Regions from separate parts of the Mus musculus genome. Here all the other regions are linked to region 3. The links are chromatin loops, found by intact Hi-C in ENCODE. Cell type or tissue: left cerebral cortex. All regions are shown on one strand.

Region 1 (8,000 bases), 590 kb before region 3:
CCTAATTAATAAAATTGTTTCAGCTGGGCCCTATTAGGGACCATTAAATGCACTTTTATGAAATAAAGGGAGAAAGCTCAGCCGAAGTCTATGACGGTCTTCATGAGATAGTTTTGCCCGAAAGTTGACGAGGTTGAAATTTTATTTTCTCAATCCTCTGGTTATCTTTGGAATAAAACGTGGGGCTAAAGGATACATTTGCTCTCTATTTCAGACTGGATGCAATTGATTTTAACTGACTAAATGATCTGATCTCTGCCAAGGATTTTATTTCATTAAGAAAATGATATTAAGGAGCATCTGAGATCATGGAGCAGACTAAACATAATGCCAAAGAAGTTCTGAGAATATGCCACAGTGAAGGTTTGATTATTTGCAGATGGAATAAAAAAAAAAAAGAAAAGAAAAAAAGAAAATCAGGTCCCAGGGGCAAGCCTAACCAATCCTGGTGCCATTGCTGCCTGCCTGCATCAGAGCACAAAGCCAAGGAAATAACTCATCTTTTATGCTACAGCACCTTTTTTTTTTTAAAGTAGTAATCACTTTTTTCCTAGAAGGTAATATTTAACTGCCACTATACAAAACAAAGGAGCAAGGGGAAATGTTGATACCACAATAGGCTCTAACATGTCAACTGTCAGTATTGACACGATTTGGCTGGTAGACAGGCATTCACAAAAAAAAAAAAAAAAAAAAAAAAAAAAAAAAGAAAGAAAGAAAAAGAAAAAAAGAAAGAAAGAAAGAAAAAACACCAAACCTTAATTTAAATCAATCTCCTTTGGAAAAGCCAATTGTTTGGTATGCACAACAATTGGTATAGGATCAATCAGTGGACATGAGATCAATTAAAAGCAGCTTAAGTTTGTGAGGAGGGACAATTCACACAACTTGAGTTAGATCTCTATTCATTTCAATATGCTCACAATACAGTCCCTTAAGCTTCCTTGCAGGGCAGAAAAGCTACTATGACCCTGCGCTGTCTAGCCAGTCCTTTAAGTAGTTCCACTTTTAATTAAAAACACAGTGCACCCTTTGTTGGCACAGATAGTATGGTCACTTTAAAAACTGTAGTTATTTCAGGCATAAACTTGGGATTCAGGAAGAGACATCTGTTGAGGGAGAGAAAGCCAGAAACATACTTTGATAGACACTTTTTGAAACAGCCATACCCATTGACATGTACATGAAAGCCTTCAAACTTTAGGAAATGACAAGGTTGCTCTGGCACACATTACCCCTGCACACTTTCTAAGTGGGTTTTTAAATGTCAGAGCTTGGGACTATAGATGGCAATAGCTGCAAGAGATTTTTTTCGAAAGCAAGCTCTGAAAACAAAATAGGATGTGATTCAGACACGCAAGAAGGAAAGCACAGGCACAGAGCCTGGGAGATGGCCCTACAGGAGAAATAAAGGCATGCAGTATCGCTCCTGGCCGCAGGAGTGCTGTGATACCATTCTCCACTCAGCAGCATCTCCACACTGTATCTCAGACAATGCCCCTAATTCTTCTGCACGCAAGCACAGGGGCCAGCAGTGGGAATCAGAAGTCCAAGTCATGTAATAGTCAGGAATGTGCTAAGGAGTTTTAGGTACTTCTGTATTTTGCAAACTTTATGAGCTTTTGTATTTTCAACAAAATTGATTTCAGTTCCAGTTTTTTTTTAAAGCAGACATAGCTTCTCCAAACACTGCAGACCACAATATAATAATAATAATAATAATAATAATAATAATAATAATAATAATAGTAATAATGATATAAGTATTGCCACATCTGCCAAACAACACCTGAAAACATAATGGCATGGAGAAAGGGTCCTGTTGGAAGAGGTGAGAAGAGATAAAGAGTCACTTTTCAAAGTTGGGTAGCAACATCAAACTCTCCCAGCTTTTGAAGAGGACTTTCTCCATGATGTTTTATATGTAGTAACCTCTGAAATAAAGAAACATTCCTCAAATGTCAGAAATGATGCAGAAAAAAAAAAAAGACTGGGGTGGATATATGTGTTCTTTATAATAAGCCAGAGACATGTAGCAAATTAAAAAACACTAGTTCGTTGATTGTCACACACCATGGATGACGTGAAGTTTTGCTCTGGAATAGGCCAAGCTCTTCAGCTCATGAGGAAAGCTTAATGCCCCCTCAAAATGTCAACAACAGCACTGATCCCTCCAAAACTAGCTTCAGGGCCAGAGTCTTTATCCCATCAGAGTCGTTTATAGCCTGGAAAAACAAAGCCAAGGTCTCCAAGCCTCATGACAAACTCTATCAGTGTAAAAAGACCAAATTGGTGGTCAGACAACTGACTCTCCTCAGGTGCTAACAAAGGGCCCTGTGCTAGTACTTCAACGCTATGTCTGTGTGATGCTGTACGTGTTTACGTCGCTACAGAAAACTTCATTGTGTCTGGCTCAAAAAATGCCCTTGGTTTAGCTGCCCCTCCCCAGTAAGACTGGAAGACAGGAGTCCAGAAATATGTGCACACTAAAGTTGAATTCTCTGAAATCTTTCTGGAGGCTTCCATCTGCCTTCACCCTTCACACAAGTGATGGATGGAGAAGCTAGCATTTAAAAAGACTCACATGAATCTCATTGAGTACAAAACCCTTCCCAGAAACTGCCGCTTTTGAGAAAACAAACAGGGCAATGTGGGCTTATTTGTAACAAACATTCACGCTGTAGGGGAGAACTCCCTGAGAAAGCCAGAGTAGGAGTCGCTACTTAATTCATTAAATTCCCATCTCTGCTAGGGTTCCGGAAAAGTGGAACAGTGTAGCTTTTTTTTTTCTCCGCAACTCAGGTTCTCCCATGCAACTTGACATTTCTCCCCAACAACACCCCCTCCACACACACACACACACACACACACACACGCCAGACCATGTCTAAAATTATCTGGAGCAGGATTTAGGGCACACGTGGGTCGGGAAATTAAAGACACTTGGACTTCAAGGAAGATGATTAAGAAGACAAAAGGAGAAAACTAGAAAAATGGTGCCACATAAGAAATGTGATCCAAAGAAGAGTTCAGGAGAGGTGGCACAGACTGTGAACCACATGATAAATCCCTGGGCGCTTGCGGGAGGGAAGCCCAGCACATCAAGCTCCCAATGCTTCTAAGGTCCCATCGCACCCACTAGGGACAGAAGGAAGCTTTCTGTGGAGTTCTGTGACCCTGAGAATGGTCAGTGGTAGCCCACACAAAAACTGGGGTGCAGAGCACAGTCCTGTCCCTCGAGTCCCTAAAGCCTAAATGTGAATAAGCACTCCCACCCACTCAGGAACTCCACGCACCTTCAGCCGAGCGCGACCCACCTCGCTTATTGCGTCTCCATCGGTTGCCTTGGCACTGGCTGTAATCCATACAGTTCAGAATGATGAGGGCAAATGAGAAGAGGCAAAAACGCATCTGGACGGTCGGGCTGGGGAGAGACACCTCTCAAAAGTCGAGGAAATGACGGGCTCCTGGAAGGAGACAGTGCGGGTCGCGCTCCTAGGGAGGACTTAGAGACAGATGTCACTGCCCTGCGGCTGCAATGATCAATTTGGCTCGATGAGCATCTCTCCCTCCACGGTGAACCTGGGAGAGGAGGAAAAGAGAAGCTGGGTGGGTGGAGGACTGAGAGAACCCGGAGGAGGTACCTGCACCTTCGCGCCTCTTAGTTTAAAGAAAGGAGGGAGGGAGGACGCGAACTCACTGGCACGATCCACGCAGCAGTTTAACGCAGATGGCACAGCTGCAGGAGACTTGGAGAGGAAGGTGATTACAATCAGTGAATTAGCAACCTCTGCGGAGCACTGCCTTCTGACCCTGGAGAAAGGGCGTTGTGCGAGCTCTGCAGAAGGAAAGGCGCTCTAGAAGCAGCCGAGCGCAGGGCTTTCAAGGGGCGCTCTGAAGCCTTTCGCTCCCCGGATGGGCTATCCCAGCGCCCCAGCACCAGGTGTAGATCGCCTACCGTGCGCTCGCGTCTCTCGGGCTGCACGGCGTGCCTAGGCGCGGCGCTCCATGCCAGGCTCTGGAAGCGAGCCGGGCTGTTTGGTCAGCACGTGGGCTCGGAAAAAGTTTGCGGACACCCGCCGGGAGCTCTTGGCAGCTTTAGGATTCCGCCGGCTGCAGAAGGGTCCGCGGACCCCGAGGGTCCTCGGGGCTGGCGGCGCCTAGCAAAAGCGCGCGGCCGGGCAAGCGCGACCGCAGGCGCTGAGATGCTGGGTCTCCGCCTGCGAGAGCGATTCCTAGTCGAGGGGCGCGTCCACTCTCTTCTTGGTGTCCGGGTCCAGTCGCTGCTCCCAGGGCTCTCTCCACCACCACTTCGCAGCTGAAGTTTCTCGCTGCCTGAGCTAAGGGAGACAGAACACTGCCCGGAGGCCGAAGGGATGTAGCCAGCGCACTTTCCGATGGAGATGCAGACAAGCTAAGGCTCGGGATGCTTCTATAAGTAGGTGGTGCTGTGGTCCAAGACATCTAAAGCCAGGCTGCCTCAGAGTTCCTGGGTCCTAAAGCCAGAAACGCTCGGGTTTCCCTGAGGTCCTAAAGAGTACTGACGGCATGCAGAGAGCTTCGTGTAAGAAAAATAATGCTCACCCGGCTTTCCCAGAGGGATGGTCTAAACTGAAGAGCACCTAGGGTGAGCGATATGGCCTGCCCTTGCTGTTCACACCCAAGGTGTCCTCTCGGGAACAATGGAGTCGATTCCCACCTCACCAATTAGCCTTTCTCCAGAAGAATTTGATGGGGAACTGAAGGTACCTTCTACTTTCCTCCTGAGTGCCAGGATGAGACTGCTGCTTCTGAAAAAACACTTCAGCCTTTAAAAAAAAAAAAAAAACAAGAAGACAAACCTCTGCCCTTTTCCCAAAATTTAAATCCTAGCCCTGCTCTGAAGGCAGACGTCCCCAGAAATTGAAACGCATGCTCAGTTTAAGGAGTAAGTTTAGTATTTCCCATTGCCTTTACCTTTCCACACAGCTGTTTTTTTTCCTTTACTTTATTTTTTTCCCAACAGATTTCACAAACATATGTGATACTTTGCAATACTCAAAAAATTGGGAGCTTTCTTCTTCAGAAATCGAATGTTTACCACTAGTTTGTTTTGTTCTTAATCTTTACCCCTCCTTTGTTTCCCAAGGTCTGAATTAAACTTCAAATGCCCTGAGTTGGAGAACTACTTACTATATCACTCATTAAAAACATTAGGTGCTACCAATTTTAATCTAGTGAAATCGTCTGCCATACATTCACTGCTATTGGGAATAATGTATTTCCTCTTTGAACAGAAGATAAGAATCTATAATGTTAGACTTGGCAATATAGGGAAATAATGTATGTCTTCTTTGAGCAAAAGATAAGAATCTATAATATTAGACGTGGCAATATAGACGTCTCTTTAAATGTGTTACTAGGCACGTTGTTACTGTAGCTTTTTAGTGGCTGTTGGTTGGTTTTATTTTTGAGATTGGGTTGTAGCCCAGGCCAACCTGGAACTCATCCTAGTAAGGCTGACCTAGAATTCCCAATCCCTCTGCCTCCACCACCTAAGAGCTAGGATTACAAACACATGCCCAGCCCAGGCTCCTTAATAACATTTTGTACTATTTCAATTCTCCCTTTTGTTCCTTCAGTTTCTGCATGGGCTCAGAAATTTGAACTGAAGAATCATATAGAAGTAATGGGGGCTTTAATAGCCATGTTTATTAATCACTCCACTATTTGGCTGTGATATTTCTGTTCTAGGAATTGGGGTCCCTGAGAACGACTAAGTGAGCCAGAGTTGAAGTTACTGGTGCCGTTTCCTTGATAAGAAAATTGAGCCATGAGACTTGCCCACAGGGTGCAAACTTCTGACAGGACACTTGGAAGCAGTTACTTTGACCCAGCTTCTCAAATCCTCAACTTTTATTTAAAAAAATATATATTTAGTGTGTGTGTGTTTGTGTGTGTGTGTGTGTGTGTGTGTGTGTGTTGGTGTTTTGCCTGCGTGTGTGCAAGTATGTTGCATGTGTTCCTGGTCCCTTTCAAGGCCACAAGAGGGTGTCAGATCTCCAGGGAATAGACTTACAGACCGTTGTCAGTGGACATGTGGATGCTGGGAATTGAACCCTCAGTCCTCTGGAAGAGCACACAGTGTTCTTAACTGTTGACATTTTATCACAAAATTTGGAAATGACTGGAAACAACTCAGCATAGGCTATTCTCTCTCCAGCTTGATAAGCAGCACTCTCTCCTCTCACCCAGTGTGCTGTCCTATAAGGATGAAATTCAAGAGGAAAGAAAACGCTTCCCTAAATAAGCTTCTCGGTTCCTGCATAGCTCTGAACACACTTAAGAGTGATGCATTTATCAGCAACCATTCAAATGAGCACAAACACAAGGGTATGTCGCACTACTTCACTGGGTTACTTTGCACAGTTATCTGGATCTCCACTTCTATGGCAGTAGTTTCAGGAAATTAGATCAAGTTCCCTTTCACCTCTTCTACCTAAAATCCATCTTTTAGGAATTTGCCATGGGGTCTAAGGTGTCTGAGAGCAAAGTCATCAGTGAATAGATTGGATTTATGGGCTGCTTATCCCCCAATACTTCAGAATGTCGCTCCTTTGAGTTGCCCTGTCTTAACCTGAAATATTTTAGAGTGGCCAGCTTCAGTGTTCAATGTGTGAGAAAAGAATTTAACACATCACTTTTGCAGCCTATGGTCAAATGTGTTTAATAACACACACACACACACACAAAGATAGACACTGGGAGAAAAGATGCCTGAGTATTTTTTTATCATATTCTGGTCTCCTCCATCTTTGTAAAGGATAGAACAGAACCTTAAAGTCTGTCACAATGCTGTATTTAAAGACTTACGCTTGATTTTTGCCACAAACTTATCTGTATAAAATCTTTTCCTTGTCCCCACACTAAGTATTTATTTCAAGAATCTAGGATCAGTCTCCCACTTAAAGCATAGCCTCACTGGATCCCAAACTGTGAAAGATCTTAATCCCGTACGTATCTTTGCTTCCTTTTGTTTCTAAGCTCAGAATGTGCTGTTGTTAGAGCTGGTGGTTCACAGTCACTCCATTCTGGAGACAAGAGATATTTTCTTCTAGTTGACTGGTTTCATTAAGGAGCTTTGTAAATAGGTGTGTGCCCAGTGTTTGTTTACAAAACACACTGATGAGGCATACTCCACATCATTCACTGCTATCAGAATGGCTCTCTCCCTTGGAAACAGTTTATTCTTGAAAAGCCTTTTGAGTTATGAGTCCACTTCCACACTTCCAGAGCTGAATATAGTCTTAATAAAATATGGGTGCCTATCAATCAAGTGGGTGTATTTATGCATGCCATTTTCTTACCTTTAACAGTTTCTCATGGCTCTTTCTCCTTTCAGCTAGAAGGTTGAAAGAACAGGAGTGTGAGATATCTCAGGTGACTGGAAATTCTTGTGTCTTCTTTTATTTTGTATCATTCATTCAGATAGCTTAAGTTTTCAGTTTTTGAAAACTACCTTCCTGTCTAAGCCCCTGGCACCTCCCTCTCCCAGGCAGCCTGTTCTCTTTCTTAGAGTGTGTTTTACTTTCGTATAGCTTCCCACATTTGAGTAGATGTTCAGAGGTAAATCCTTTAGCTATTTTTGTGCTTGCCAATCAATGTGTGTGTGTGTGTGTGTGTGTGTGTGTGTGTATACTCACATATATGTGAAGCTATGTACATTTATACATGTGTTCTTACCTCTTTAGCATCCTAGTGTCTCTCTTTGGAGCGACATGGATACTAATTCAGACCTCAATGTTTTAAGTGTGCCTTGGAGTTCAGTTCACTGTCATTTTTTTTCCTTTCATAAAATCATGTACATTTGCATTTTATTTAGTCAATTCCCTACATTGTCATCTTTTTTTCTGATTTTAAAAAGTACTGCTTCACATGATTTTACATGATAAATTCCTAAAACTAGGAAAGTTGAACTGGACAGTTGCATATACCATATACCTTTGTGTTCTCTGTCTCTC
Region 2 (8,000 bases), 480 kb before region 3:
ATCCATAGCAAAATCCACCATATTGGTATCACTAAGAAGATCTAATTTTCCTTGTAATAATTCTTTTTCATTATAAATCTGCAAGAAAAAAAAAACTTAATGAATATTTAAATTCTTCAGTTTATTTAAAAACCATACTTCACGAAACTATTTTGAAAAAGTATGTGTCTGTGTATGTGTTGGGAAGTCAGGAGAACAGGTTTCAATCCCTGAATGCCACACAAAAATGAAGAGAAATGACCTCACAAAGTGCTCCTTTGTTCTCTGACCTCCATGCATGTGCTGTGCTAACCAATGCACCCTAGGGCCCCCCACCCACCATTTTTACTTAAAGAAAGCGTCATAGGGCTAGATATACAGGTCAGTAGAAGAACACTGGTGTAGTGTATATGTATATAAAGGCATTGATTCACCACCCAGGATCACCTGCGTGAGTTTGTCCATATACAGACACAGACAGACACAGACACAGACACACACACACACACACTGTAAAAGAAAAGAAACCAATATAGGAAGCACTCAATTTACACAAAATATCCTGTCTACACAAATATTTGAAAATCAATGTCATTCCCATTTACTTCTGATCTCAATTATTGTTTTATCAAGCAATCTTTTACTTGTTCTAGGAAAGATATGCAATACACAAAAGTATCCACACCTTCTCTTCTTCTCCACACCCAGGTAATTAGGAATAGGCTCTTAAATATTTTACCTCCTTACTATCCTTTGCATCCCCATGATGACTACCCACCACTCCTTGATGTGGCCACTCCTTTACCTTTATATTTGTCTCATTTAAGAGTTGCAACCATTTAAATGCTTCTCCATCTGTACCTCTAAAATTAAACTAGAACCAATTTTGTAAGTCAACAACCTCATGACAAGGTTTTGCTTTGCAAAGGGTTCTGGAAACACATATTAACTCACAGGAAATACATTATACATATAGACTCACAAACATGAAGGCTACTTAGGATATGTTAGGAACCTGAGAGATACTTAGCCAAATAAGACTCATGTCCTGAGTTTAATCTTGCAAAGGAAAGAAAGATCTAGTAAGAATTCACAACCATGTAACACAGACTCAAACGTGAATGTTCCAAATTAGATATAAAACTCCAACAAAACAGTAACAAATGACAATCCAACTGAAATGGGTAAAACATCTTAATAGTCACTAACAAATCAAGATAATCAAATGAACAAAACAACATAAGCTCTCATTAATCAAAAGGAAGTATATATAAAAACTATGATAAAAAAACAAAACAAAAAACCTGAGAGTATCAGTCTTAGTGTGAATGAAGACTAAACAGAACATTCAAATCCTACTAGCAAGAACACAGTCATTTAAGAAAAAAGGTTTTTAAGCCGGGCGTGGTGGTTCACGCCTTTAATCCCAGCACTCGGGAGGCAGAGGCTGAGGCAGGCGAATTTCTGAGTTCGAGGCCAGCCTGGTCTACAAAGTGAGTTCCAGGACAGCCAGGGCTATACAGAGAAACCCTGTCTTGAAACCCACCCTCCCCCCCAAAAAAGAAAAAAAGGTTTTTATTTCCTGACATCATACATGCTTTGACTCACCAACTTTGTAAGATATTAAAACAAGAGTACATCTATTTAAAGTATAATTCCCAAAAATCTTTACAGTACACAGTCGTTTAGTACTAGAATGGATGAACAAACTGGTAGACTACAACAAATTAACCATCAGCACTGATGGTCAGTATTCATAACTGCCGTCACAGGGCCAGTGACTTTCACAGATGGAAAGATGACTCAGGAATTAGTTCGTGAAGCCAGGGGTGCTGGTATACATTTGTTAATACTCAGGACGACCTCTGGAGTAGGGAGTTCTAGACCAGCTAGGACTACACAGGGAAACTCTGTTTCTAAAAACAGCTTGGAATATAGATCACAGTGGTAGACAGCCTGCTTGTCACATCAAGGGATTGGAGTTCAAAACATTAAACAAGTATAAAATCCTGTTGGTGAATTTCATTTATATGAAGAAAAAGAAAGTTGGGGGTGGTGATATACTTTTGTAAAGTCAGCCCTTGGGAAAATTACAGTCAGGTAAGGAGTTCAAAGCCCTCCTGGGTTACCTAGCAAGCAAGATCTTATCTCAAAGGGAAAACAACCCCTCCACAACAGTCAGACAAATCAGGTGAACAGAGCTTACACTGAGAGGTAGAATGACTGAGAAGCTGGTTAAAATAGAAAAAACAAAAGAACAAAACCAGAAACAAAACAAAACAAACCTCTGAAGTGCAGAGGAATCGAGACAGAGGACGATCCTAACCCATGCCCAAATTCAAAACCCACTCTTCTTATCTTGGCACTCACCCTCTAACCTGACACTTCACACAATAAACTGTGACATGCAAATTCATAATTCATTTAACTATTCAATGATTATTAAAAGCCTTTATGCAGAACTATTTCAAGTGCTGAGGCCATGTGGAGAACCTAGATTAGAAACCAGTTTTTCTCTCCTGGAACTTTTATACTCCAATATACAAATGTATCAGTAATGGCAAACATCATGACCACTGCCTCTGTCCTAATTACCTAGCTTCCAAGACTCAATTCCCCCTTTCAAAGTACTTTTTTTGCCCACTAATGGTTAACAGAAATTCTTGAATTTTAACAGTATTTAGTCAATACTTGCCTGATATGTATCATTTTTACCTTACAGACACATCAATCTATAAAAAGGTTACATTTTTCAATGGTGAGATGCTGGAGATTTAGCTTGGATTTTTCATAGTTTATGTCTCAATATTTAGGAACGGTCTTCCTCTTGAAGTATTAAAGCCACCGTACTACCCCGGTAATAACATTCTTTTAGATGTTTCCCGAGTCTCAGTTATAGCCTTGCCTATGAATAAACAATCTACACTTACACATTCTTCCCTTAAAAACATAAATGCATTAAAAAACACAAAAATATTAAGTTCAGGCAGATCTAAAATATCTCTGCTACACTAGCAAGGTGAGAGACTTCAATATGTATATATCTATATCTGTATCTGTCTATCTATATATATATATATCATATACTCAGAAAATGAAACAAAAGACAGTCAGAACTTTTTCTCTCTAGTGTGCAGACTACAAAATTCAATGCAAAAAGAATATATCCATCAAGCTCATGACCCACCTGTCAAGACATTCTTCAGCATTTATTGAAAATTAATTTTGCTGTTCCCTGCTGACAATACACTTGTTTAGAAAACTTCCTATGAATATAAATACTATACCTGTCATATAAACCGTAGCTATCTGGAAGCGTATATATGTCATCAAAACAGTTTTACTAGACTTTTTAGAAAACTGCCAGTGAACACAAAATACCTGCCCCTGAATCTGCAGTTCCCTGTTATAATCTGTGTCCAGAAAGCACAACTTACTAACTCTGCTAGACAAAATTCTAGCCTTACACTTTACTTACTGTAATTAGTAAAATGCATCAATTTCTCCATAAAGCCAATATATAGTTAGCCATAATAGTTCTAATCCAATACTTCTTCTCAGTACCCCCAAACAAACTCCTAAATTCAGGACTGAAACGTATTAAGTCCCCAAACTACATACTTAGGACATCTCATTGAACATTTATGACTGAATCATACTTCGTTAAGTCTGAACATCAACACTAAAAACAAAGTTTACATTGCAGCTTGTGGGTTATTCTTGGTCCTCACTCTCATCTGACAAAGTACGCTACATTCCTATGAAATAAATATCTATCGATGACCAGGAAATTCACAGCAAAGTATCCACAACTTCAAGGAAATTAGAATGCCTGAAATGTAAGAGAATCTTGTAATGGGATTCTGAACACAACCCAAATCCAAGGCCATAGACTCAATTTCTAAAAAGAAAACTGAAATTTCCAATAGCATCCGTGGCGAGCCCAAAGCACTCGCTCAGCCAACGCAGCTTCAGGCAAAAACAGACATGGCCGCCCGCAGGATCCTGAGCCTCGGGCCAGGAAGCAAAGACCCCGGCGTCGCCAGAACCCCGCGCTGTCACCTCACCCCTCCGGACGCACAGCCGAGTCCCACCGCCCCGAGCACCCCGACAGCGCTACGATACGCGGGAAGCTGCTGTCCCAGGGCCCAGCCCGTGTCTGTCAGGGCGGCCCAAGCCGGCTTCCGGCTCGCACGTGTGTAGGCCCTGCCGCCGCCTCCCCGCGTCTCCAGGCGCCTCTCTCGTCCCTACGCCGTCCTCCTTCTCAAAGCTTCCTCACCTCTTTCACAGAGAGAAACTCAAGAAGCGGAAAGACCAGGTGCCGATCCAGAAAATGCGCGATGCGAGTAGTCAGGTCGTACTCCGCCATCTTGCCGGGGGAAAGGAGCGCTTGTTCGCTAAAACTTTATTGACAGCTCCGAGAGGCGGACAGGCCCCGCACTGCGCATGTGCAGTAGTGGCCCCGCCCAAGCGTGCTGATGACAACGGCAGCAGTTGCGCGTGGTGGCCTCTCCCTCCCTCCCCACGCCTTCTGGGTGGGGCTCAAACTTTGCACATAATTTCTCTTGTTTGGAAGTTCTGTCGCTTCTTGTACCAATAAAGAAAAGCTAGTTTTAAGGAGGAAAGAACCCAAGAGTTTAGTTTTACACATAAGTAGACGAAGTATAGCCTGCCTGACATCTACGTGGAAAGAGTACATATTTGAAACTACAACTAGGTCTCAAAGATCAGTACTAAAGCAATACACTATTAACTCTGGGTAACTTACTAATGGAACTGAAAACCATGCATAAAATTAAGCTGAAAGAGTGTTTGAAAGAGAGGTGAGGGAGGTTAAATCTAGGTAATTCACCTTACACAAATGGGGGCAAGTATGATCAAGCCTAGAAACTAGATCACTGAAATATATGTGATGGCTATTTATGGTGGTCAACTTGACTACATTTGGAATCTAACAAAATCACAAGCAGTTAGGTACATCTGTGAGAGATTTTTCTTAATTAAGCTATTTAAGATAAGACCTATCTTAAATCCATATCACTAAGATGAGAAGATCCACCTTTAATCTGGACCTTTAGGCAGGCTAAGTATAGAAAAAGAAGATTAAGCCCTTTGCTAGCTTGCCCTTGTTCTCCCTGGCAAGTTCATTCTTTCGCTGACATTAAAACCTAGTTCTCCTGGATTCCAGCTTATACTGAAGATCACCTAGGACATCCAGCCTTAATTGAACAGCTACTATATTCTTAGACTTTTCATTGGGAGACAGACATTTTTGGAATAGACTATAACCTGTAATCCATTCAAATAAATCCAATTTACACACACACACACACACACACAGACACACACACACACACACATCTTAGGGTTTTACTGTTGTAAACAGACACCATGACCAAGGCAGCTCTTATTAAGGACATTGAATTGGGGTTGGCTTACAGGTTCTGAGTTTCAGTCTATTATCATCAAGGCAGGAACATGGCAGCACCCAGGCAGGTTTGGTTCAGGAGGATCTGAAAGTTCTACCTCTTCATCTGAAGACTGCTAGCAGAATACTGGCTTCTTGTCAGCTAAGATGAGGGTCTTAAAGCTCACACTAACACTGACATACCTACTCCAACAGGGCCACAGATTCTAATAGTGCTACTCCCTGGGCTGAGCGTATACAAACCATAACACGCATTCAACCAGTCTCTCTCTAGAAAACCCTAACTAATATAACCTGGATGAAGGAGGGAAGCACCAGAGGATCCAAGAAGCATTTAGTTAAGTAAAACAGCTCTGATAGCTCATGGCAATAAATAAAGCCTACATTTGTATTTAAATTGTTCACAGCCATTTATTTATTTACATTTACTTAAATTATCCACAACAATTTTCTCCTGTTAATATTTGACTCTGGTCATTTCTTCCTGGCACATCCTATCCTATTGATGACCTTTACATGGACTCTTTCAATTAGTTGTGGATGAAAAAATCTACTCATAGTGAACATAAAAGGCAAAAGGAGAAAGATCACAGCAACATATATAAACATGCTTTGAAGATATTTACAAGAAAGATATTCTAGTAGATCTTCTAGTAGATATAGGATGCAGGCAGTGTGAAAAGAATGGGGTTTGTATGCTGGTAGTACTAGGTGTAATACTGATCTAAACAACTAAGGGAAGATTAGAGTATTGTGAGCAGCCGATTGAAATATGAGCAGAACAGAGAGTATCAGTCAGGCTGATGCCCAATAGACTACCAATGGAATACTGCAGATAGAGAATGCTTGGCTGACTGGGTATGATACATCTTAAAATAGACAGAGAAGAGAGCACTGAAGGTGGTCCAGGAACCACTTGCATACCAGAGAGACTCATAGACAGGAAAATGAATGAGTAACCTGAGGAAACGAACTTGGAAACTTAGCTGAACACCAGTGTCTATAGGAGAGGCTGCGGTCCCAGGAAAAATAAAAAAGGACAAGAGACAAATATATTTGTGAACACTTAGAAATTTATCTTAAGTCCTGAGGAGCCTTAAAGCATTTTTGAGTATGAAAGAAAATAGTCCTATATTTCAGGAAGATTAATTCTGACAGTTGTGTGGTTCGATGACAGCTAGTGGGTTCGATGAGTGATATGTGGAGAGTCTATAAAGGCCTTCAAAGCTGGACTGGGAAACCTTGATTTGATCAGATAGGCAGTGATAGCCACTTAGTAAATTTTTAAGAAAAAGACATGAAGACAGTGATTTTTCTTTGTCCCTTAAAATTAAATTGGGTTTGACTTATAAGATTGATAAAAGTTGTGACAAATTAGAAACTCTGTTACTTTTCTTCTGGAATTTTTGTTGTTGGTTAGTCAAATGCACACACACACACACACACACACACACACATATAGAGGTTAATTTCTAAATATTGAAAAGCTAATTTTATTGATATAGTTTCTTTCCAGTGTTGTCAGAAAAGAGATATTACAGAGAAAACACAAGAAGAGCCTCACCTGGCTCACTCTGGTAGTGTCAGGTGTAAAGTTTGCTTCTTACAAACTCACCAGATGTTTAATGAACATTTAACGAATGTTTGATGAATCATTGATGAATATTGAATGATCACCATATTGAGCTCTTGAGGGACAAAGGAAAAAAATTAATTCTAGCCCACGAGGAATAGTTTCAAAGGAGTGCATTATGCAAAGAATAAGCCATCATAACATCATGAGAGGATACTCTTTGCATAGTGTTCCTGGGGCTTGACAGAGGGAAATAACTCACTGCCTGAGAAAGTAAGAGCTTCCTGGGAAAGTTAACATTTGACAGCATTTATCTGAACATATAGATGTTGGGATGTTCAAATTTAAGTAGTAGCAGAGTATGGAAGACTTTGAGAAATTCTTTTTTTTTATTAGGTATTTATTTCATTTACATTTCCAATGCTATCCCAAAAGTCCCCCACATGCTCCCCCACCCACCCACGCCCACTACTTGGCCTTGGTGTCCCCCTGTACTGAGGCATATAAAGTTTGCACGACCAATGGGCCTCTCTTTCAACTGATGGCCAACTAGGCCAACTTCTGATACATATGCAGCTAGAGACGGGAGCTCTGGGGGGTACTGGGTAGTTCATATTGTTGTTCCACCTATAGGGTTGCAGATCCCCCCAGCTCCTTGGGTACTTTCTCTAGCTCCTCCATTGGGGGCCCTGTGATCCATCCAATAGCTGACAGTGAGCATCCACTTCTGTGTTTGCTAGGCCCCTGCATAGTCTCACAAGAGACAGCTATATCTGGGTCCTTTCAGCAAAATCTTGCTAGTGTATGCAATGGTGTCAGCATTTGGAAGCTGATTATGGGATGGATCCCCGGATATGGCAGTCTCTAGATGGTCCATGCTTTCGAATCAGCTCCAAACTTTGTCTCTGTAACTCCTTCCATGGGTGTTTTCTTCCCAATTCTGAGAAGGGGCAAAGTGTCCACACTTTGGTCTTCCTTCTTCTTAAGTTTCATTTGTTTTGCAAATTGTATCTAATATCT
Region 3 (8,000 bases):
ACCACACATTGGATTTGTGGATTTCCAGTTGGTCCCAGTTATTGTATAAGGAGTCTTTTAATGTAGAATTTCCACAGAGGTTCTTGTTAATGGATTCACTTAGATGATTCTTCTCAACATAGAATGAGAAGTGTATCGGTTAAAGAATTCAATGCCACAGTACTTACTCTGAAAACGGCAATAAAAGCATTTTATGGTTTTAGAGTTGACCATTTCATATTTATTGCCATGTGGGCCTATGTCTGTTCTGAAAAGAAAAGAACTTTAAAATACATGTATTTACTATTTTGTTGTGCTGGAGAGATGGCTCAATGATTAAGAGCATGCACTGCTCTAGAAGAGGGCCAGAGTTCATCATCCTGCACACACAATGATCAGCACACAACTGCCTATAACTTCAGCTACAGGGATTTGATATCCTCTTCTGGTCTCCAAAGTCACTTGCATTCACATGCACATACCTGACCCCACCCATACACATAAATGAAATAAAACATTTGAAAAGTAGTGTTTTCCAAGTTATTGCAATATTACTACTTTTTCTATACAGTAACTGTTATTAAATATGAAGTCGAACAGTCACCAATTTCTACACAACATATAGGTAGACTCTTCCTATAAAATCTTATTTCTGGAAAACAATCTTGGCTTGGCTTTGATGCCTCTAAATGTGAAGATTAATCCAAAATTGACTCTCTGGAAAGTCTGACCTTAACAAATCACCCTCAAAGAGAAAATGTTCCCAGACAAGCTGGGCAAGATCTGGGCTCTTCTTATAAATCTCTAGCTAGCCACTGCCCTTTGTTCCCAGAATCACCACTGATTCTCCTCTCCTCTCCTCTCCTCTCCTCTCCTCTCCTCTCCTCTCCTCTCCTCTCCTCTCCTCTCCTCTCCTCTCCTCTCCTCTCCTCCCCTCCCCTGCCCTCCCCTCCTCTCTCCTTTCCCTTAAACTCCCCTGTCCTCTCCCCTCAGCTCTTCCTTTTCCTACCCCTCCCTCTTCCTCTCCCCTCACCTTCCCTTCAAAATCCGATTTATTCCAGGTATGCTAAGTCGAGTTAACCTTTTTTTATAATTTTTTTTTTTAGTGCATTGGTGTTTTGCCTGCATTCATGTTTTTCTAAGGTTGTAGAGTCCCCTTGAACTGGAGTTACCGACAGTTGTGAGCTGCCATATGGGTGCAGGGAATTGAATGCTGGTCCTCTGGAAGAATAGCTGCTAACCACCAAGCTATCACTCCAGCTCCTGAGTGAACCTTAAAAAAATGTTACTCTGTGTGTGTGTGTGTGTGTGTGTGTGTGTGTGTGTGTGTGTGTGTTTCATGACTTAGTTTATGTATGGAAATCACAAGGCAACTTATAGGAGTCCTCCTCTTTATCTACCATGTTGATCCTGAATATTTAACTTAAGTTGCTGGGCTTGATGGCAAATGCTTTTTACCAGCTGAGCCATTTTATCAGCTCTGAATCAACATGTGAAAAATCAATAAGATAACAATAAGCTAAAGAAGAAATCACGTAATCATAATAGAAGCAGAAAGAGTAGATGACAAAATCCTGTATCAATTCACAGTTTAAAAAAAACAAAAACAAAAAAAACAACTCCCAGAAAACCAGAGAAAACTTACTAAATATGATAGAAAACACCTACAAAGACAACTGTACAACTAACATTAGCATCTAAAGGAATTTAGAAGATTATTTGCGAAGATCAGGACAAAATGTTCTCTGTTCGCAACTCCTTTCTGCATCATACTAGAAATCTTAGGAAATGAAACAGGGCATGGAAGGGAATTAAGAAGGGAAGATCAAGAAAAACGAAATAGAATTTCTCTTGTTCACAGATGACATGATTAGCCATCTAGGAAATCTGAAAAAATGAGAAAATAAACCCATTGGAACTAATAAACTACTATACAAGAGTGCCAAGATATAAGATCAGGCTACAAAGCAAATCATTTTCTAAATATTAGCAATGAAAAACTAAAATTTAAAATACAAAATACAATATATGTCTATATGTATACCCCTATCAAAATTAGATAGGTACAAATATAACAAAATGTGTATGATATCTATTTAAGGTAACCTGCAAAATTATGAGACAAATTAAAGAGGAAAAATAGGGGATATTCTATTTTCATAGACAGAATACTCAAAGTTGGCAAGATTTCCCAATGCAACCACTCTACAAAAATCCAGTTAAAATGCCAGAAGTTATTCTATGGAATACTAAAAATAATGATTCTATAGTTCTGTGTGGGGCAAAAATCAAGAATAACCAATACAAGAGGAAAGAAGAACTATATAGCTGAACCATTTATATCATATAACTTGAAGACTCAAAATAAAGCTGTAATTATTGGCCAAAATATAACCAAGTAGATCAGTAACAAATAGTCTCAAATAGATATATTAAAATGCAGTGACTTAATGGAAGAAAGTCAATGAGACTGAGAAAACTTTGTCTTTTTTTTGACAAATGTTGGAAGAACTGCTTGATAGTTTAAGAAACAGAGAGAGGAAGAGAGAAAGGAAAATAGAAGAGACAGGTATAGAGGAAGGAAAGAGTGAAAAGGAGAGATAGAGGGAAGAGGGAGAGGGAAGGAGAAAGATGATAGATAGATAGATAGATAGATAGATAGATAGATAGATAGACACAGAGAGACACAGAGAGAGACAGAGGAATCAGAGAGAATATCAGGTAGAGATCTTCAATTTTTTTGAATAAAATATGGATTTATAACTAAATATAAAGAACAAGATTGTTAAAGTCTTATAGGATAAAAGAGGGGAGATCTATTTCATTCTATAGGGGTGTGATACTAAGAGTTTACATAATGCCAAATTATATATTAGTTCCTGAATGAACTGATAAGTTTACATTTGCTTTGAGCCTAAAATAGTTCTAAAGATTGAGTCTTTGTGAAAACTGTTATAGATGGTGAGTGGATGGGGCTGATACTACACAAAGGGCTGTGGAACCCTCGGGAGAAGACTGGATAGAAGTAAACCTGTGAGTGCTCAGCTGTGCAACATTGGAACGGTAGCAAACCCTCTCATCCTTATCTCTACCTGAGAAGGTGGGTTACAATCAACCTTTACTGGGAGGAAGGTGACATAGGTAGTAACATTTAAAAGTAGCTGAACAGGTAGATCATCTGATCCCAAATCGTCATTTTTACTCCCTGATGTGTCTAGTATTAATTAGACTCATTTCTGCCATGAAATCTATCACATGGTACACATGAAAGTACAGTTCAACTCCAATTTAACCCTTATTCCAGGATCCAGTTGATGGTGTATATTTTGTTAAGAAGAGTAGATCATGTTTTTTTTTTTAAAAAAACTATATGTCAGGTGTTCAGCATATTTGTTAAGTAAATATATGAGTTGGAGCTGCATATATACAGAACTGAGTTAGGTCCATGAAAACAGTGCTGAGTAAAAAGAGATCCACACATGGGTTGTTCTAGTTTACATTTGTGTTGTGGAATGATTCTGTCAATGCATTATACCTGTAGTATTTATAAATAATGAATGTTTTGAGCACCAATATGTACTAAAAACTGTGCCCAGCATCAAGGATTCAGTCGTGAGTGATTTTCTTTCATGGAGCTATATGTTATTTTTTCATGAGATGCCTATACAGCAAAGTGGATGCTAGGATACCCACACTTTTCTCTGTTCTTGACGTATATAAATACACCAACTGTTTAATTGGCCATTTTGTCTAGCTTTGAAGACTTTGAAAGGGTTGCTAAGTTTCGTTACTGTGAATAAATGCTGCCCCCTTCTGGATCATTGGCAAAAATACCAAAGACATTAACAGTTCCTGTGTTTGTAAAATTGGGGACAGAGGTTAAATTTTATTATTTAACCAAAAAAGAGTTCTATGCTTGAAAAGCTCCACCTGCTTGTCTATATCTGAGAACTGAAGATATCAGCAACAAGGAAGCATAGAAGGAACCACCATGACCTATGATACATTTTCCAAATTCACTAGACCAGAGCCAGGATTACAGATATTCTTATTGTTTGTGTGTGTGTGTGTGTGTGTGTGTGTGTGTGTGTGTGTGTGTGTGAGAGAGAGAGAGAGAGAGAGAGAGAGAGAGAGAGAGAGAGAGAGAGAGAGATCATAGTCTGCAGATTTCCAGGCAAGAGAGTTTAAGAGAAGAAAGAGAGAGAGAGAGAGAGAGAGAGAGAGAGAGAGAGAGAGAGAGAGAAAGAGAGATCATAGTCTGCAGATTTCCAGGCAAGAGAGTTTAAGAGAAGAGAGAGAGAGAGAGAGAGAGAGAGAGAGAGAGAGAGAGAGAGAGAGAGATCATAGTCTGCAGATTTCCAGGCAAGAGAGTTTAAGAGAACATTTGGTCTATAAGAACAGATTTAATATTCTATTCCACTAAAGATAATCCTTTAGCAAACAGTCATCAATCATCCACTATGTGCTAAGATGCCATGAATACAATAACCACGAAGAGCTGGACTCGTCTGTACCCATTCAGAAGATAAAAATGCAAGTCAATGATTAGAGACAGCACTTTGATGACACCCTCCAACAGAGACCTTCTGTGTCTGGAAGGACTCACCCATCTCAGACTGAAAGGGATGGAGGAAGGCTGTCTAAAGGAACTGGTTTCTTACTGTCCAGGTTTTCAAGGTCCCTTATGAAATAAAAGGAGCACAATGCCAAATTTCAATCAGGTATTCATAACACTCTTTTTATTTTTTTTTTGTCCTTGTGGTATGGAATCTTTTTTTTTATTATGTATTTTCCTCAATTACATTTCCAATGCTAACCCAAAAGTCCCCCATACCCTCAACTCCCCTACCCACCTATTCCCACTTTTTGGCTCTGGTGTTCCCCTGTACTGGGGCATATAAAGTTTGCATGTCCAATGGGCCTCTCTTTCCAGTGATGGCTTACCAGGCCATCTTTTGATACATATGCAGCTAGAGTCAAGAGCTCCTGGGTACTGGTTAGTTCATAATGTTGTTGCACCTACAGGGTTGCAGATCTCTTTAGCTCCTTGATTGCTTTCTCTATCTCCTCCATTGGGGGCCCCGTGATCCATCCAATAGCTGACTGTGAGCATCCACTTACGTGTTTGCTAGGCCCCAGCCTAGTCTCACAAGAGACAGCTATATCAGGGTCCTTTCAGCAAACGCTTCCTAGTGTATGAAATGGTGTCATCATTTGGAGGCTAATTATGGGATGGATCCCTGGATATGGCAGTCTCTAGATGATCCATCCTTTTGTCTCAGCTCCAAACTTTGTCTCTGTAACTCCTTCCATGGGTGATTGTTTCCAATTCTAAGAAGGGGCAAAGTGTCCACACTTTGGTCTTCATTCTTCTTCAGTTTCATGTGTTTTACAAATTGTCTCTTATATCTCGCTATACTAAGTTTCTGGGTTGATATCCACTTATCAGTGAGTACATATCATTTGAGTTCTTTTGTGACTGTGTTATCTCACACAGGATGATGCCCTCTAGGTCCAACCATTTGCCTAGGAATTTCACAAATTCATTCTTTTTAATAGCTGAGTCGTACCCCATTGTGTAAATGTACCACATTTTTTGTATCCATTCCTCTGTTGGGAGGCATCTGGGTTCTTTCCAGCTTCTGGCTATTATAAATAAGGCTGCTATGAACATAGTGGAGCATGTGTCCTTCTTACTGGTTGGGACATCTTCTGGATATATGCCCAGGAGAGGTATTGCAGGATTCTCCGGTAGTACTATGTCCAATTTTCTGGGAACCGCCAGACTGATTTCCAGAGTGGTTGTACAAGCTTGCAATCCCACCAACAATGAAGGAGTGTTCCTCTTTCTCCACATCCAGCCAGCATCTGCTGTCACCTGAATTTTTTATCTTAGCCATTCTGACTGGTGGGAGATGGAATCTCGGGGTTGTTTTGATTTGCATTTCTCTGATGATTAAGGATGCTGAGCATTTTTTCAGGTGCTTTTCAGCCATTCGGTATTCCTCAACACAAAGACAAAAACCACATGAACATCTCATTAGATGCGGAGAAAGCATTTGACAAGATCCAACACCCATTCATGATAAAAGTCTTGGAAAGATCAGGAATTCAACGCCCATACCTAAACATGATAAAAGCAATCTACAGCAAACCAGTAGCCAACATCAAAGTAAATGGTAAGAAGCTGGAAGCAATCCCACTAAAATCAGGGACTAGACAAGGCTGTCCACTCTCTCCCTACCTCTTCAACATAGTCCTTAAAGTCCTAGCCAGAGCAATTCGACAACAAAAGGAGATCAAGGGGATACAAATTGGAAAAGATGAAGTCAAAATATCACTTTTTGCAGATGATATGATAGTATATATAAGTGACCCTAAAAATTCCACCAGAGAACTCCTAAACCTGATAAACAGCCTCAATGAAGTAGCTGGATATAAAATTAACTCAAACAAGTCAATGGCCTTTCTCTACACAAAGAATAAACAGGCTGAGAAAGAAATTAGGGAAACAACACCATTCTCAATAGTCACAAATAATATAAAATACCTTGGCGTGACTCTAAGGAAGTGAAAGATCTGTATGATAAGAACTTCAAGTCTCTGAAGAAAGAAATTAAAGAAGATCTCAGAAGATGGAAAGATCTCCCATGCTCATGGATTGGCAGGATCAACATTGTAAAAATGGCTATCTTGCCAAAAGCAATCTACAGATTCAATGCAATCCCCATAAAAATTTCAACTCAATTCTTCAACGGATTAGAAAGGGGAATCTGCAAATTCATCTGGAATAACAAAAAACCTAGGATAGCAAAAACTCTTCTCAAAGATAAAAGAACCAGTGGTGGAATCACCATGCCGGACCTAAAGCTGTACTACAGAGCAATTGTGATAAAAACTGCATGGTACTGGTATAGTGACAGACAAGTAGACCAATGGAATAGAATTGAAGACCCAGAAATGAACCCACACACCTATGGTCACTTGATCTTCGACAAGGGAGCTAAAACCATCCAGTGGAAGAAAGACAGCATTTTCAACAAATTGTGCTGGCACAACTGGTGGTTATCATGTAGAAGAATGCGAATTGATCAATTCCTAACTCCTTGTACTAAGGTCAAATCTAAGTGGATCAAGGAACTCTACCTAAAACCAGAGACACTGAAACTTATAGAGGAGAAAGTGGGGAAAAGCCTCAAAGATATGGGCACAGGGGAAAAATTCCTGAATAGAACAGCAATGGCTTGTGCTTTAAGATCGAGGATTGACAAATGGGACCTCATAAAACTGCAAAGCTTTTGCAAGGCAAAAGACACCATCAATAAGGCAAAAAGGCCACCAACAGATTGGGAAAGGATCTTTACCTATCCTAAATCAGATAGGGGACTAATATTCAATATATATAAAGAACTCAAGAGGGTGGACTCCAGAAAATCAAATAATCCCATTAAAAAATGGGGCTCAGAGCTAAACAAAGAATTCTCACCTGAGGAATACCGAATGGCTGAGAAGCACCTGAAAAAATGTTCAACATCCTTAATCATCAGAGAAATGCAAATCAAAACAACCCTGAGATTCCATCTCACACCAGTCAGAATGGCTAAGATAAAAAATTCAGGTGATAGCAGATGCTGGCTGGATGTGGAGAAAGAGGAACACTCCTCCATTGTTGGTGGGATTGCAAGCTTGTACAACCACTCTGGAAATCAGTCTGGCGGTTCCTCAGAAAATTGGACATAGTACTACAGGAGGATCCTGCAATACCTCTCCTGGGCATATATCCAGAAGATGTCCCAACCAGTAAGAAGGACACATGCTCCACTATGTCCATAGCAGCCTTATTTATAATAGCCAGAAGCTGGAAAGAACCCAGATGCCCCTCAACAGAGGAATGGATACAGAAAATGTGGTACATTTACATAATGGAATACTACTCAGCTATTAAAAAGAATGAATTTATGAAATTCCTAGGCAAATGGTTAGACTCATCCTGAGTGAGGTAACACAATCACAAAAGAACT

Evidence for each region. Peaks named below come from ENCODE experiments on the same cell type or tissue, not always from the same donor. Only the 100,000 strongest peaks of a DNase experiment are listed, where the experiment ranks them.
Region 1: it touches region 3 in a loop (5-fold over the local background); 6 of 42 quality-filtered maps call a loop at or near these places.
Region 2: a loop joins it to region 3, with 4 times the contacts of the local background. A loop is called at or near these places in 2 of 42 quality-filtered maps.

Annotation. Positions count from the first base shown.
Region 1 is chr15:43,166,414-43,174,413 of GRCm38, forward strand. Rspo2 (R-spondin 2) reads right to left here and starts at 4,405. Exons shown (of 6, transcript NM_001357956.1): 1 at 3,959-4,405; 2 at 3,318-3,582. The coding sequence starts at 3,411. In left cerebral cortex, CTCF peaks have their summits at 1,429 and 4,502; DNase peaks (open chromatin) are centred at 1,408, 2,869, 3,121, 3,383 and 3 more places; H3K4me3 peaks cover 2,498 bases; H3K27ac peaks cover 1,050 bases.
Region 2 is chr15:43,278,345-43,286,344 of GRCm38, forward strand. Eif3e (eukaryotic translation initiation factor 3, subunit E) reads right to left here and starts at 4,392. Exons shown (of 13, transcript NM_008388.2): 1 at 4,259-4,392; 2 at 1-78. The coding sequence starts at 4,348. In left cerebral cortex, no CTCF peak of the experiment used is centred here; a DNase peak (open chromatin) is centred at 4,425; H3K4me3 peaks cover 1,896 bases; H3K27ac peaks cover 578 bases.
Region 3 is chr15:43,754,681-43,762,680 of GRCm38, forward strand. No RefSeq gene overlaps it. Among named protein-coding and RNA genes, the nearest start is that of Tmem74, 110 kb to the right of the region's middle. In left cerebral cortex, a CTCF peak has its summit at 3,808 (motif pointing left); a DNase peak (open chromatin) is centred at 3,749.